Linked DNA regions of Mus musculus: region 2 is linked to region 1. Evidence: chromatin contacts called from ENCODE Hi-C data. All regions are on one chromosome and are shown on one strand. Each heading gives the region's core, a stretch centred on a gene start or an enhancer-like site at or near the end of the contact. The rest is flanking DNA. Distances are from core to core; before and after follow the strand shown. Region 1 holds the start of Lbx1 (ladybird homeobox 1). Region 2 holds the start of Fgf8 (fibroblast growth factor 8).

Evidence for each region. Hi-C counts contacts between places; a loop is a spot of excess contacts on that map.
Region 2: a loop to region 1 is called in a map of mouse embryonic stem cell, with 4 times the contacts of the local background. The contact joins the promoter of Fgf8 here to the enhancer-like site in region 1. A Hi-C loop is called at or near these places in 3 of 37 maps with a recorded cell type or tissue (T-helper 1 cell, T-helper 17 cell and mouse embryonic stem cell).

The regions. Positions count from the first base shown.
Region 1 is chr19:45,236,623-45,243,037 of GRCm38, reverse strand. Lbx1 (ladybird homeobox 1) reads left to right here and starts at 6,197. Exons shown (of 3, transcript NM_010691.6): 1 at 6,197-6,407. Within about 2 kb of position 2,254, at least 1 of the 3 ENCODE cell types and tissues checked has a DNase peak (open chromatin) inside an H3K27ac peak, as active enhancers do.
Region 2 is chr19:45,739,376-45,745,790 of GRCm38, reverse strand. It overlaps Fgf8 (fibroblast growth factor 8), which reads left to right and starts at 2,907. Exons shown (of 6, transcript NM_001166361.1): 1 at 2,907-3,138; 2 at 3,239-3,275; 3 at 3,794-3,880; 4 at 4,112-4,292. The coding sequence starts at 3,107. RefSeq lists enhancers at 4,562-5,327, 4,140-5,794.

The DNA.
Region 1 (6,415 bases), core at 1,005-3,504:
CAGAACAAATTCAAATCAATCGGAAAGGGCTGCGGAAGGGATGGAGGGAGGGAGGTGCGGCAGCCCAGGGGCTGAGTGAGCTGCCTCCTGCCGGGATCCGGCTGGGCAGAACACTTTGAAGATCCTTCTAGAGCCAGAGAGAGGGTCCTGGCCTAAGATTCACTAAGAGGAAGAGGGGAGGAGAAAGGAGCAGGCAGCCGAAGAACCCACCAGACGGGTTGAACGAAGTATAAAGCGGCGGGCAGAAAGTGAAGGGATCTGTGGATTTCTGAAGGAGTTAAAGGTGTGAGTAGACGTGGGACTCTGTGGTTGCAGCCTTCTAGGTCAGGAAGAGAGCGGGCAAGGCCAGGGGGAACAGATTCTGGGGAAACGAAACCAGGCTTCCGGGACAAGTATCCTAGCACTTCCTTCCAGGGACAGAATGTGCTGGGTTCGGAAAAAGGTCTGACATCATGGAAACTGGACCTGCGGGTGCCATGGGCTAGGGTACCCTGGGGACTTGAGCCCGTGGAGGGCTCTGTTGTCACTTTGCCAGTAACTCACTTCAATCTCAAGGGAAATCCCAGTGGCCCACAGCAGCCTGGAGGGAGCTGGGCTCCAAGCTCTGGAGGAAACCCTTGTTCTTGGCTTTGCTTAGAGCCACATCCACTTTCCGTCAGGGCCCTTCAGCTGCCAGGCTTTCTCAGGGCAGACACTCACATCCTCTTTTCCTACCCTGGCCCCATCTGGACATGTTTTCTCTTGCCCACAGTCTGAGAGCACTGGGAGCACTGTAGAGCCTTAGATGGGGCAACTGCTGTCCAGAAGGTGGTCATTGACTAGAGAACTCCAAGGAGATCCAGGACAGGGGCGCTGGTAGGATTCAGCCTGGGCATAATTCAAGCCGCCTAGGGGCAAGGGGACCTCTACCCAAGTCTCTTACTTTTGCTGGTAGGTGAGCCCCCAGCTCTTTGGTGAGCCCGCTGTTTCGGCAGTATGGGGTGGCCATGGCTCTAATGCAATGATCCCCCAGGCTGCTGAATTATTCACGTGCCGTTTATTATGAGAAGCCTGACTCAGGCCTTTCTTCCCGCCCCCCAGCCCCCCAGCCCCCCACACCCGCCTAGCCGCCAATACTGGCTCTTAGTACCCTGGCCTCCTCTCCCACTTCCTTGCCCCAGCCTTTCCACCATGCATAATATCCCAAGACTTCGATGTCTCCTGTGCCCAGCACCCTCCCCAAGGCAAAGAAACCTCGGTGGAGCAGAGAATACGGCTACCATTAACAGGGTTACCACGACTCCCCCCCCCCCCAAGTTAGTAAAAAAGAATGTCAAAAGCTGGAAGGTGGAAGGAGACCTGCATTGTTGGACCATCCCCAAAGGCAGGATGCTGTTCCTCAGCCCCTCCAGGCAAGGGCTAAACAGCACTCCAATAACCTTCCGGGGTACACCAGGGTCTGGGGTTTCATTCCAGGCCAGTAATTCACTGCCTACGCAACAGAAGGAGGCCCTGTCTCCCGGGCAGACACCTTTACCGGGTCTATTTCCCTTGCTTCTAAAGGATTATCCCTCAACCACCTACCCAAATGCTTCTGGTTTTTCAAAGCCAACTTCTGCTTGGAACAGAACTAGTGAACCCTGCTTAGACACACAGGGTTCTTTACCATCTTCACAGACGACCCCCCCCCAGCTACTGGGATACAATTGGTGCGTTTTCTGCCCCTCCTTTCTGCTCCTCACTCCAACCCAATCTTCTGTCCTTTCTTCCTCTCTATCTCTGAACCTATCCCATGGCAGGGAATCAATCCTGTTTAAAACAAAACAAAATGAAACGAAGTCCAGTTATCAGCCAGGCCACAGTGGATCCAGATCCTAGCTTCCCCCAAGAGTACCCCTCCCCCACCCCGCAAAAAGCGTCAAAGAACGAAGTCTCTGCACCCTTCTGCACGTATTGGAGGCGTGAGCAGCAGGGTGCTGCACCAGTCTGCATGCAGCTGACCAAAACAATGTACCTACCCTCTCCTGCACACTCTCATGTCCTCTCTCAGGGGCCAAGACTGAGTGAGTTCTCTGCCTGTCTCTCTTTGTCTCTTATCTGTTTAGTTTATTTATTCAACAACTATCTGGGGAACTCTACGTGCCCCGGGCTGGCACAGGGGGCACACAGAGAAATGGTTGCCCTGTCCTCCCCAAGTTCACAACCAGATGGAGAGAGAAGCAGAAGGGTTGACAGACAAACCATCACATGTCTGGCAAGGTGACAGTGACTCTCAGGGGGTCTGCTGAGGGAGCCTGGGAGGAGTTCCCCAAGGTGATGAGCTGGGCACTGGCATAGGGAAAGAGTTGCCAGGAAGAGAGGGGAAGAGGCCATTCTGACCCTGGATGAGTGGGGGCAAAGGCCTAGAACAAAAGGAGAGGATCTAGAGACTGGGTACCACACAGCCCTCAAGCATCCCTGGGGGACTCTTGCATTTCAGCCTGTCTCCATTCTTTGGTGTCTCCATCCTTTGATGTCTCTGTCATTTGGTGTCTGTGTGTCAGTGCTTCCTTCACAGCTTCCAAAACAAACAAACAAACAAACAAACAAACAAAAAAAGCAAAAAAAAAAAAAAAAACAAAAAAACATTTAGTCCCTCCATCCATGAGCAGGAAGTGCCTTGACAGTGCTCTAAAGGAATTCATTCCACCAAAGAAGGAAGGGAGCAGTTGTGTGTGTGCTCCCTAAAGAATAGCCCAGGCGCAAACCCTGCCCCCACAGCCTTAGGCAGAGGTCAGGAGAGCTGTGCCTGGCAAAGGGAGAGCCAGGCAGGTTCAGAAGTAGGCTTGGAGCCCAGCCTGGTGTTTGGAGCAGCTGGCTTCTTGCTTCCTAGGCCTGGGAGGAGGAAGCTTTCTTCCTGTTCCCCATTGGCCTGCCTCCCTTCCCCCTGTCGGCCTCCTTCTACCCTTTGCCTTTTCTGGATCTCCAACCCTTTTGAGAATCCACTGTGTTACATAATATTAGACACAGAAATATATATATATATATATATATATATATATATATATATATATATATATATATATATATATATATATTATATATCCACTCAGGCTTGTAGATGAAGTTTACACGGAGTGTTGGAGTCTTCAGAACTCCTGAAACCTGTTCACAGAGCCTGGAGAGACCTCTGGTTAAGAGTCACAGAGATCAGAGAATAAGAGCACAGACCTGAGTTGGGGAACAATAATAGTGTTCCAATCCCAATTAATCCCCAACAAGCGCATGTCTTTAGATAGGATCCTGGCTATCTCCCCATTTTTCTTATTGTAAAATGAGAAATATTAGTCATAACTACCTCAACAAGTTGTAAAGTAACAAATGAATAAAGCTTATCTGGGAACCAGGCAAAGTAAGGGTTTATGGTATTTTATTTATAGTCATGGCTATTGTTCCTGTTATAGACATGGCCCAGGACAGAATATAAAACCCAAGATGACTAATCCTAGCTCAGCCAGGTTGATAGGACTATGGCAGAAGGACTCTCTGAAGTTCAGGGACTGGGTAGCAATCCCTACGGGACAAAAGCCATCAGAACTAGTGGCCATTACTTATATAGAGTGGTGCCAGACCCAGACTGTCCTCTTGAGAAGGAAGTCTGGCTTGAGAGTAGGTGGTGGAAATGATTGGGGCTACCCAAGTAACCTGGGGTGAATCTGATGAGCCTGGGGGATGGGTTAAGTGAATTATTGTCCTTTGCTAAGAAACAACTTGTTTCATTTGGGTCTGCAGGGTTCCCCTTAGAACACAAGTCCATAACAATTTATGGAATATTTCTCCCCCCCTCTTTGTTTGGGATTTCCCCTAAATTAGACTACCAACAGTTATTTTGTCAGAATAATTCCTTCCATTGGAGATGGAGTGAGGCTGGACTCGAGCCACAATAATTCAATGCTCAGGGACACAGGAACAGCAGCCTCTGCAATGGGTGTCCCTGCAATGGGTGTCCCTGCAATGGGTGTCCCTGCAATGGGTGTCCCTCTGGGGCAGCGGAGGAGATTTCAGGGTCCAGCTAAAAAGTCCCTGGGCGGGTGACTGGGGTGTGTGAGGAGTCCCGGGAGGGCGTGTGGATAGGAAGAGGAAGTCGGAACTTTGGCGACTGGGTTTCTTCCAATCCTCCCACTGAACTCTCTGATTCAGAAGCTTGCTCTCCTTTTTGATTCTTGTGATCTCTCAACTCCTCTGAGAGCACCGTCTGGCCCAGGGCCATTCCCCTCCACCTTGTACAATCATTTTGACCTTATTTGCTGTATGGGAACTCATCTGACATCTTTGATGGGTAAGAACTGGGTGTCTCCCAGGAGTGGGTAGATCCAGTTTGCTTGGAGTCCCCTGAATGAGGCTCTTGTACTCAAGGGTCCCAAACTCTGGCAGGAGAGAAGGGGAAGAGGAGGGGGAGTGTTATCACCAACTCAGAGTAGACACCATTGCTCTTCAGGAGGGGTACTAAAGACCAGTGGATTTGGGTTCCCAAGATTCTAGAAGACCCCAGGTGTACCACACAGCTTTTTTTTTTCTTGGGGGCTGGGAAGTTGAAGATAGGGTAGACTTTCAGGTTCAGGAAAAGGAGGCAGCCAGGGCAAGTAAATAGGTTTCAAGGTGGCCTGGACAACTAATCTGGGCAAAATGAACAGAAACATCAAAATGCCAGGTGGCACCACAGCTCCTTGCATGCTGAGCTCCTGGCTGAGGGGCTAACCAATTAGGCCAAAGAAGCAAAACCACAGGATAGGGCAAGGCAGGAAGGGGAGGTGCATGGAGGTAAAACAGCAAATGACTGTAGAACGTCAATGAAATTGACAAGATATGAACAAAGATCTCAGAGAGCATGGGTCTTTCTGCTCCCCAGTTCACATTCCACCCCTCTCGGCAGTTTCTCAGAAATCCTCAACTCTCCCTGTCTTCAGAAACTGGGAGGTGAGCCACAACGCTGGGCTTAACTTTAAGGTGTAGTCTTCATCAAGGGCCTGGTGTTATAACAGGGAAGGGCAGGATCCTGAAGGCAGGAAGTAGGGAGAGAGCAGATGTACCCTGTGCCCTCCTTCAAGGCTTCCCTGGCCCTTTCTCCCTCTTGTTCCTTCCACCAGTCCCTAGACCTTCCTGTTACAAGGCTTAGCACCTCCTGGGGCTTCCAGGGCATCAGGGATGACAGAGAGATTGGGAGGTGGGAGGCAGGAGATGCTGCTGCATCAGGACCTGGGATGGATCTGTGGCACTCAGGAAACTCCAGCCTCTACTATCAGCATTTCTGCCTCAGAGCACCCCCTACCTTCTCCCCACCTCCCGAAGATGCAGGGTGAAGTCTGGGAAGGAAGTAGAAAGATGGCTTCTAGCATTCCCAAGCAGGCCAGTTCCCCCATCACACTGGGAACTCCAGGTACAAATCCTTTTCTCTACTCCTCAAGGCTACAATGCCATGAATCCAAATGATTAAATAAATATCAGGCCCCTGCACCGAAGAAGCCTGTTCCAGTCCCCAGCCCAGCTAAGTCCCCCCCCCCCTCCCTCTCTGCCTATAGGGAGGATCCCATTCTTTCTGTCCCACTCCCTACCCTGGTCCACAAATTCTCCAGCTGCTCTTGAAACCTTTCTCTGACCCAAGTTGTGCTTCTGGAGTACACAGACCATCCAGGAGTTTACAAACAAAGCAAGTCTGATGTGTGCAGCTAGTGAAGGGAGAAGTATTCTTCCGTCTGGTTCCTACACCCTCTTACTTTCCTCCTTTTTCCAAGAGAAGAAGTGGAAAATCCGGGCCCAACATAAACCAGATGGAGTAGCAAGAGAGAAGAGGGCCCCAGAGCACAGCCCCACTGTCGCGTTTTAAGGGAAAAGAAAGGCATAGCTGAGACTCAAACCCGCCTAAATGCCCAGAGATCCATAAACGGTTAAAAAAAAGACACACGGAGTACCACACGCCAAAACACACGTTAAAAAAAAAGAAAGAAAGAAAGAAAGAAAGAAAGAAAGAAAGAAAGAAAGAAAGAAAAGAAAACCAAACATTTTCAAATAACGATGCACACAAAATGCTCGCCTAATATTCAGAGATTCCAGGCCCTGGGATCCACAACCAGATTCTCCGGCCTCGCTGCGAGTTTCTGAGAGCACAGCCCCAGCCCTGGCCCGGCCCCTTCCCGGCCCCCACCCCGCATCCGGAACAGCTGGAGTCGGGCCGTGCTGTACACTCAAGCCCTGTGCCCGGCTGGGCGGGGCGGGCAGCGGGGCCCCGGCCCTGGCCGGGGCAGAGAGCAGCGGGGAAGCCCGGAACCCGCCCGGGTAACCCCGACACCCGGCCGAGTTTCCGTCAGACGTCCGTCATCAGACATGTGGTGGCCCTAGCTTGCCCCGAGAGCCACGGCGGGAGGAAAGAGTGTGCAAGATTGCAGAAGGAGGTAGGGCG
Region 2 (6,415 bases), core at 1,658-4,157, 500 kb before region 1:
GCACTGGAGGCGCGCAAGGCTGTGACCTGCAGGCATGGTGGCCTGGGTGTGAATCTGAGGGGCGAGTTTGGGTCCCGGCGACCGCGTGTTTGCAGAGAGAGCCGTTTGTGTTGGCAAAGAGTGTGTGTTTGTGTTTGCAGGAGGGAGTGTGTGCATGTGTGTGTTTGTGTTTGCGGAGTGTGGGGGCGGCAGGGAAAGGTGGCCAGGCTGTCACTCAGAGATCAGGATGACAGGCGCTCCCTCATCTAGGCGAGGGAGCTCTGATTGCAGATTCGAGGAAACAAAATAGCAATTGTAATTACGGGGCTTTGATAAGATAAAGGAAGGAGGGAGCTGGCCGGGAGGCAGGCTAGCCAGGGAGGGAGGGAGAGCGGCCTGCGGGAGCCCGATGGCACATTTGCATCTGTCAGTCACCGCCTGCTCTGGGTGCCCACTGTGGGGGAGGCACATCTATCCTCGCCCCCCTCCCAAAGACAGGACATTTTGGGGAGACCAGAAGGATCCTGAAGAGCTAGGTGAAGCTCTTCTGAATCCATAGGAGTTTTCACATGTAAAAGAATTCTGTCTCTCAGAAGTGGGAAGCAGAGTTCAAATGTAGGAGTAAAACCTGGGAGACCTGGGACCTTTTGGGGGGTGGGGGGGGAGAGGCCGCGCTGGTGTCCACTGAGGGTGAGGGAGGTGATTCACAGATGGTGAATCAATAAGGTTCATCTCTGGAGGCTCCCTAACCCTGTTACAACTCAGGTGCTCGGCCCTACACACACACACACACACACACACACACACACACACACCACACCTGGGAGGAACTAAAACCCAGGATCTACTGACAGACTGCTTCCTGATCCCTACCTGTGTCTTGTGACTCAAACTTATTTTCAAAGTCTTGTGTCCATAGTGAAGAGAGGGCCCTTCCTTTTCCAGGGGAGCCCATCCTTCGCTTTCCATCTGTTTAGGCATTTACTCGTCGATACACTCAAGAATAAACACTCCTGAGTATCTCATATGCTCCACACATGAAGTAAATTCTGTGAGCAAACAGATATCACCTTTGTCAGCTTGAAGCAATGAAAAAAAAAAAAAAAAGACAAGTCATTCTAAAGGCCCCTCAGCAAGCACACAGAGAAAGCAAGGGGTTGGCCTTTGTCAACCCCTTGGACACTGGAGTCCGTCTACCCCATTTCCCCCTTCATGGGCCCACTCTCCAGTGGGACTGAAAAGAGCTATTGCCTGCCAAATCACTGACAGATAAAAGCTACCATCGGTTGGCAGGTGAAGCCACCAAAGGTGGAAGATAGTCTAATGGCTCAGTCAGGTGGCCCCCATCCATCCATCCAACACTACCTGCAGAGCTACAGCTCTGCCCTGAGCTTCAATCCTTGGGCCTGTAAGACAGATTCCTCCCTCACCTCCAGGTCTGGGTGGATCAAAACAGCGGGGAACAGAATTTGTGAGGAGACTCACCTATGAGCTCAGGAAGTCTACTCTGAGGAGGGCTGAGACTGTCTCCTTGGAACCAGTTCTTCTCTATATTGCTCAGCACTTGAAGGGCTGAGATGGACTCCCCTAACCATATATATATATATATATATATATATATATATATATATATATATTACTCCGTGTTTGCATTTGCAAGATGGGATGCATAAAAGGGGGGCGGCAGGCCGAACCGGATGGGGACTGACAAGGGCCTGCTTGCCTCTCTTTAGCCTACAAAGACTTTCTGGGGCCACCGCAAACCCCTAGTTCTACCCCGGAGGCACAGAGGATCAGTAGAGGGGAGGCTGTGGATGAAGGCAGAGCTGGGTGGTACATCCACGGAGCCACCTGGTCTTCAAAAATACCTGGCCTGGGAAATCTCTGTGCCTGCGGTAACAAAATAGTGGCTCAGGGTTCCCAGAAACCCTATGGAGAAAGCAATGGGGCGACGGGCTTGAAAAGGCTTACAGAAGTCTCTACCTTCTCACCAGCACCTCCCTCTTCCAAGTGACACAAGACACCAGGTACCTGCTCAAGGAAAACCTGGAACTCAGAAGGGGAAAGGCTAGGCAGCTTGGGTCCGTGTCCTGAATGTTGCTGAACGTAGTTATTTTTGCCCCTGCTAATTGCTCAGAAGCAGTGGCTGTGGGTCCTTCAGAGACCCCTGAGCTCTTACCACATAGACGCTTCAAGGTTTTTCTTAAGCTTTATAGACTAGTGCAGTTGGATGGACAGGAGCAAGGCTGAAGGTGATAATGGGGTGGCAAGGGGCATTTCTCCCTCCCAGAGCCTCTTTGGAGACTGTGAGACAGAAAACCAGCGGGGTTGGGTTTTTAGAAAGGTGAAGGCACCGGGTTCCAGTGGCGCCCAAGGGGACGCTCAGCACCGGGGCCCAGTTCACTGTTAGCTGCAGGCTCCCAAGAGGGGCGCGTGCGACCGCAGCACACATTAGGCGACCCAGAGACCTTCTAGGAGGCCAGAGATAAGCAGACCCGACCCTAAGCAGATCAACAGTCCTGCAGGACTCAAGTGTACGGGACCCCACTAAACATGTTGTCCCAGACGCCCCCCAATCCCTGGACGATCCCGCCCCCGGAACGCTGGAAGAGACAGGCAAGGGTAGTGGGAGGCGCCCACACCAGCCGCCCCCGCCCCTCCCGCGGGTCCCTAGACCCCTCCCCTGGGCCAGACCCCCCAATCCCTGCTCTGCCCGCCGCCCCGCCCCCGGCCGCCCCGCCCCCGCCCCGGGCGGCGACCCGGCCCCAGCGCCCAGCCGGGGGTGCGGGCTCCGGCCGCCCGCCCCGCGCTCCCCCCTCGCGGCCGGTGCGGCGCCCCCCGCCCCTGCCCTCCCCCTCCCTTCCCACCTCCCCACCCACCCCACAGGCCCGTTACCCTCCCGCCTGCTCGGGCTCCTGAGCAGCCAGCGGCCACCGGCTCCAGCAGCGGCTCAGAGGGGTTCGGCGCGCGCGGCGAGCACGACATTCCACGAGCCGCGTCGGGATAGCCGCTGGCCTCCCGCACCCCGACCTCCCTCAGCCTCCGCACCTTCGGCTTGTCCCCCCGCGGCCTCCAGTGGGACGGCGTGACCCCGCTCGGGCTCTCAGTGCTCCCGGGGCCGCGCGCCATGGGCAGCCCCCGCTCCGCGCTGAGCTGCCTGTGAGTACCGCGGTCGCCCCCGCGTCCCCGTCGGCCAGCGCCCGCCGAGCCCTCTCCGCTCACCCCGCGCCTCTTTCCTGCCCGCTTTTGTCTCCCACAGGCTGTTGCACTTGCTGGTTCTCTGCCTCCAAGCCCAGGTAAGGAGCGCTGCGCAGAAGCGGGGGCCGGGCGCGGGGAACCCAGCTGACACTCTCGGGCAGGGACACGAGGACCGACCCTTCGGCCAGCGCAGCAGGGCTGGAAAGAACTTTACAAATCCAGCCCCAAACTACCCCGAGGAGGGATCTAAGGAACAGAGAGACAGTGTCCTGCCTAAAGTCACACAGCGAGTGAGTGGAGAGACTAGAACCCAAGGGTCTTGAGCCCAGCGACTGGCCAGTTCGGGTGGATGGGAAGGCTACCTGTAGCCACACCTGGCCTCCTAGGAAGGCGGGAGCTGGAGTCAGCGGGTGTTCCTTGTCAAGGGTAGTTGGGATGTAGTTGCAGCGAATATCCTCGCCGCTGCTCTCTGGGGAGACCTGTGGCCGGTTTGGGCCAACGATCGTGTTAACCTAGGCCCTTTGCATTCTCAACATTTGCTCCGTAAATTTGTCTTTATAAATGTCACGGGTCGGGTAGCGTTGCCTCGCTACTTAAAAGCACCCTGCTCCTCTAGGAAGGCCCGGGCGGGGGGCCTGCGCTGGGCAGGGAGCCCACTTCCCTGCTCCGAGCTGGCCGGGAGCCCCAGGGTGTTTCCCAACAGGTGGGTCCAGACTCCCTCATTCCCGGGTTCATCCATCCATCCTGGGCTGGGTCTGCGCGACTTCCCCGAGGGGGTTGGTGGCCTGAGCCGGCATGTTGTGGGGATGCCCCCAGTCCCCGCTGGCTGCCTGGCGCGGCGGGAGGCGGGTACAAGGGCAATGGGGACCAACTCGGGGCCCCTGGGCGGAGTAGCGTTATAATGGCGTGCTGTGTATTTTTCAATTTCCTAAAGGTAACTGTTCAGTCCTCACCTAATTTTACACAGCATGTGAGGGAGCAGAGCCTGGTGACGGATCAGCTCAGCCGCCGCCTCATCCGGACCTACCAGCTCTACAGCCGCACCAGCGGGAAGCACGTGCAGGTCCTGGCCAACAAGCGCATCAACGCCATGGCAGAAGACGGAGACCCCTTCGGTAAGGTGCATTCCCGGACCCTGGAGAGGAGAGGTAGCTTGGACCTCGCCGCCCCTTGCCAGCCCCAGCTGCATCAGCCAGAAAGGCCTGCGGGCTCTCCACCTGAGAAGGGAAGGAGTTAAGACGAAAAGGTGCCTTGGGGTCAGCTGGAGAGAATAGTGGGGAAGGGACCCTGGGGAGGACGAGGCCAACAGGTGCCCTCTCTTCCCTGCTCCGCAAATGAATGAATCCAGGAGTCTCCCTTACAATCTTCACACACCTCTACCCGGCTGCAGGTGGAGGCAGAGGGTTCAGAGGAGAGGCCCAAATTTAAGGGGAGTTCTTGAAAGAGGATATGTCGCCAGGGCCCACAAAAGGAGAGTGGGAAAAAGAAAGTAGAGAAATCCCCCAGTTCGCCCAGTTTGAAAAAGGGACAGAACTGCTAACTGATCAGAAGGGTCAATTGCACAGGGAGACTCGGCCTGCAAGTTAGACTCCGGGCTCCACTGTGGATACCCCAGGGGACTGAGTCGGCTGGCGGCTTCCCGCAGGGCTGCTGAGTACAGGGAGCTACTGGGGCAGGGGCTGAGAACTGATTGATTTCTACAACATTCAATATTCTTGTCTTGAAATGGGGCCAATTTCCAGACTCCTTGGATGTACCACAAGGAAGCCAAACCCTCAGGGTGGCTGGTGTTGTTTTTAGAGAGTGGGATATTGTAAGTTTAAAAACCTTTAAATAATGACCAACTTAAGCGAGCATGAAAGGAGAAAGGAAAACTCTATTAAAATGTAATAAAAAGGTGAGGCATTTTAAGAGCTAAGAAGAAAAATGGAGAATGATATAAAACAGAAAAAGAACCAGGCGTTTTCTTTTTCAGATGTAGAGTTTGAAAGGAGTTGCAAGTCTGTAAATGTTAAAAAGAGAGAGAGAGAGAGGCTCAGGATTGTTCTCTGCGAATCTCTGGAGAGACCCCCGCGTCTGGCAGAGCGATTAAAACTATTCTTACTTTCACCTTTTTTAACGTTTCCTGAATACTTTCTCCTCTTCTCGAGCCAGTTTGGGGGATCGAGTATGTCTCGCTGCATTTTTTTTTCAGCATCGACATAGCTGACTTCCCTTCAAAGCTAGAGGAGGAGACATAATTTTCCTGGGATAAATCTGTCACTGGGGTGGAAGAATAGGTTCGAAAATGTTAAGCTTTCCAAAAGCCTGCTTGGGAAAGTCTCTGTAAACTACACGGCCAGGCTCCCCTGATCGATCCGAGGAGACCAGAGGGGGGGACTCTTTGGGTGGGGGTGGGGGCAGCCTGCCTGGTGGCCGAGCTCCCCCCGCTGGGCTGGCAGAGCTGGCCTTCAGGCCCTTTGTCCCTCCAAATTGGCTGCTTGCTGCCCTTCTCGGCTTCCCAACAAGAAAAAGGAAAGAATGCCGAGCTCCTCCAGAGTTTACTCTACTGGAGCAAATGGCCTAGCATCCTTGGGTTTTGGGGTGGGAAGGAGAAACTAGGCTGGCAGTGATGATCTTCAGGCATTAGCGGGGTCAGATGCCCACTTACTCTCTTCAGACCCAGAGGAGGCTCTCAGGATTCCTTGGTCTCTGCCTGAAGGGCAGAAATTTGAGTCTGGGGCTCCAAAAAGCCCATAAAAGAGGCATTAAGGCATATGGACTGAAGAGAGCAGAGGAGAGGTCCCAATTGCTGTGTTAGGACCCCAAAAATGGGCAGAGGTATTCATTCTGCAATATGACACTTGGCTGCAATCCCCAGAGCAGGGTCCTATAAGCCCCCTCTAGCCGGCATCCTTCTATGGCCATGAAGCAATTGCTTCTTGCTCTACAAAGCAGGCATGAGAGGAATGAACAGTTTGCCTGGAGAGGTGGTCAGGAGGAGAGGTATACAGTTGTACCTCCCAGCTGACTTGGGGACAGACTGAGGACTTCAGCTTCTGGGTTGCACTTTTGTGTCTCAGTGAAATAGGCGGTCAGAGGCGAGGCAGTGAGGACTTCACTGATGGCCCTGGTACCCCTTTTACCCCTGGTATTGGTTATCTATAGAGAGAGCCACATGTCAAGATAGAATTGCTTTCTCAAGGAGGAAAGAGTCTGGGCTTTGTAGTGGGGCAGGCAGGAGATCCAGTCTCTTCTG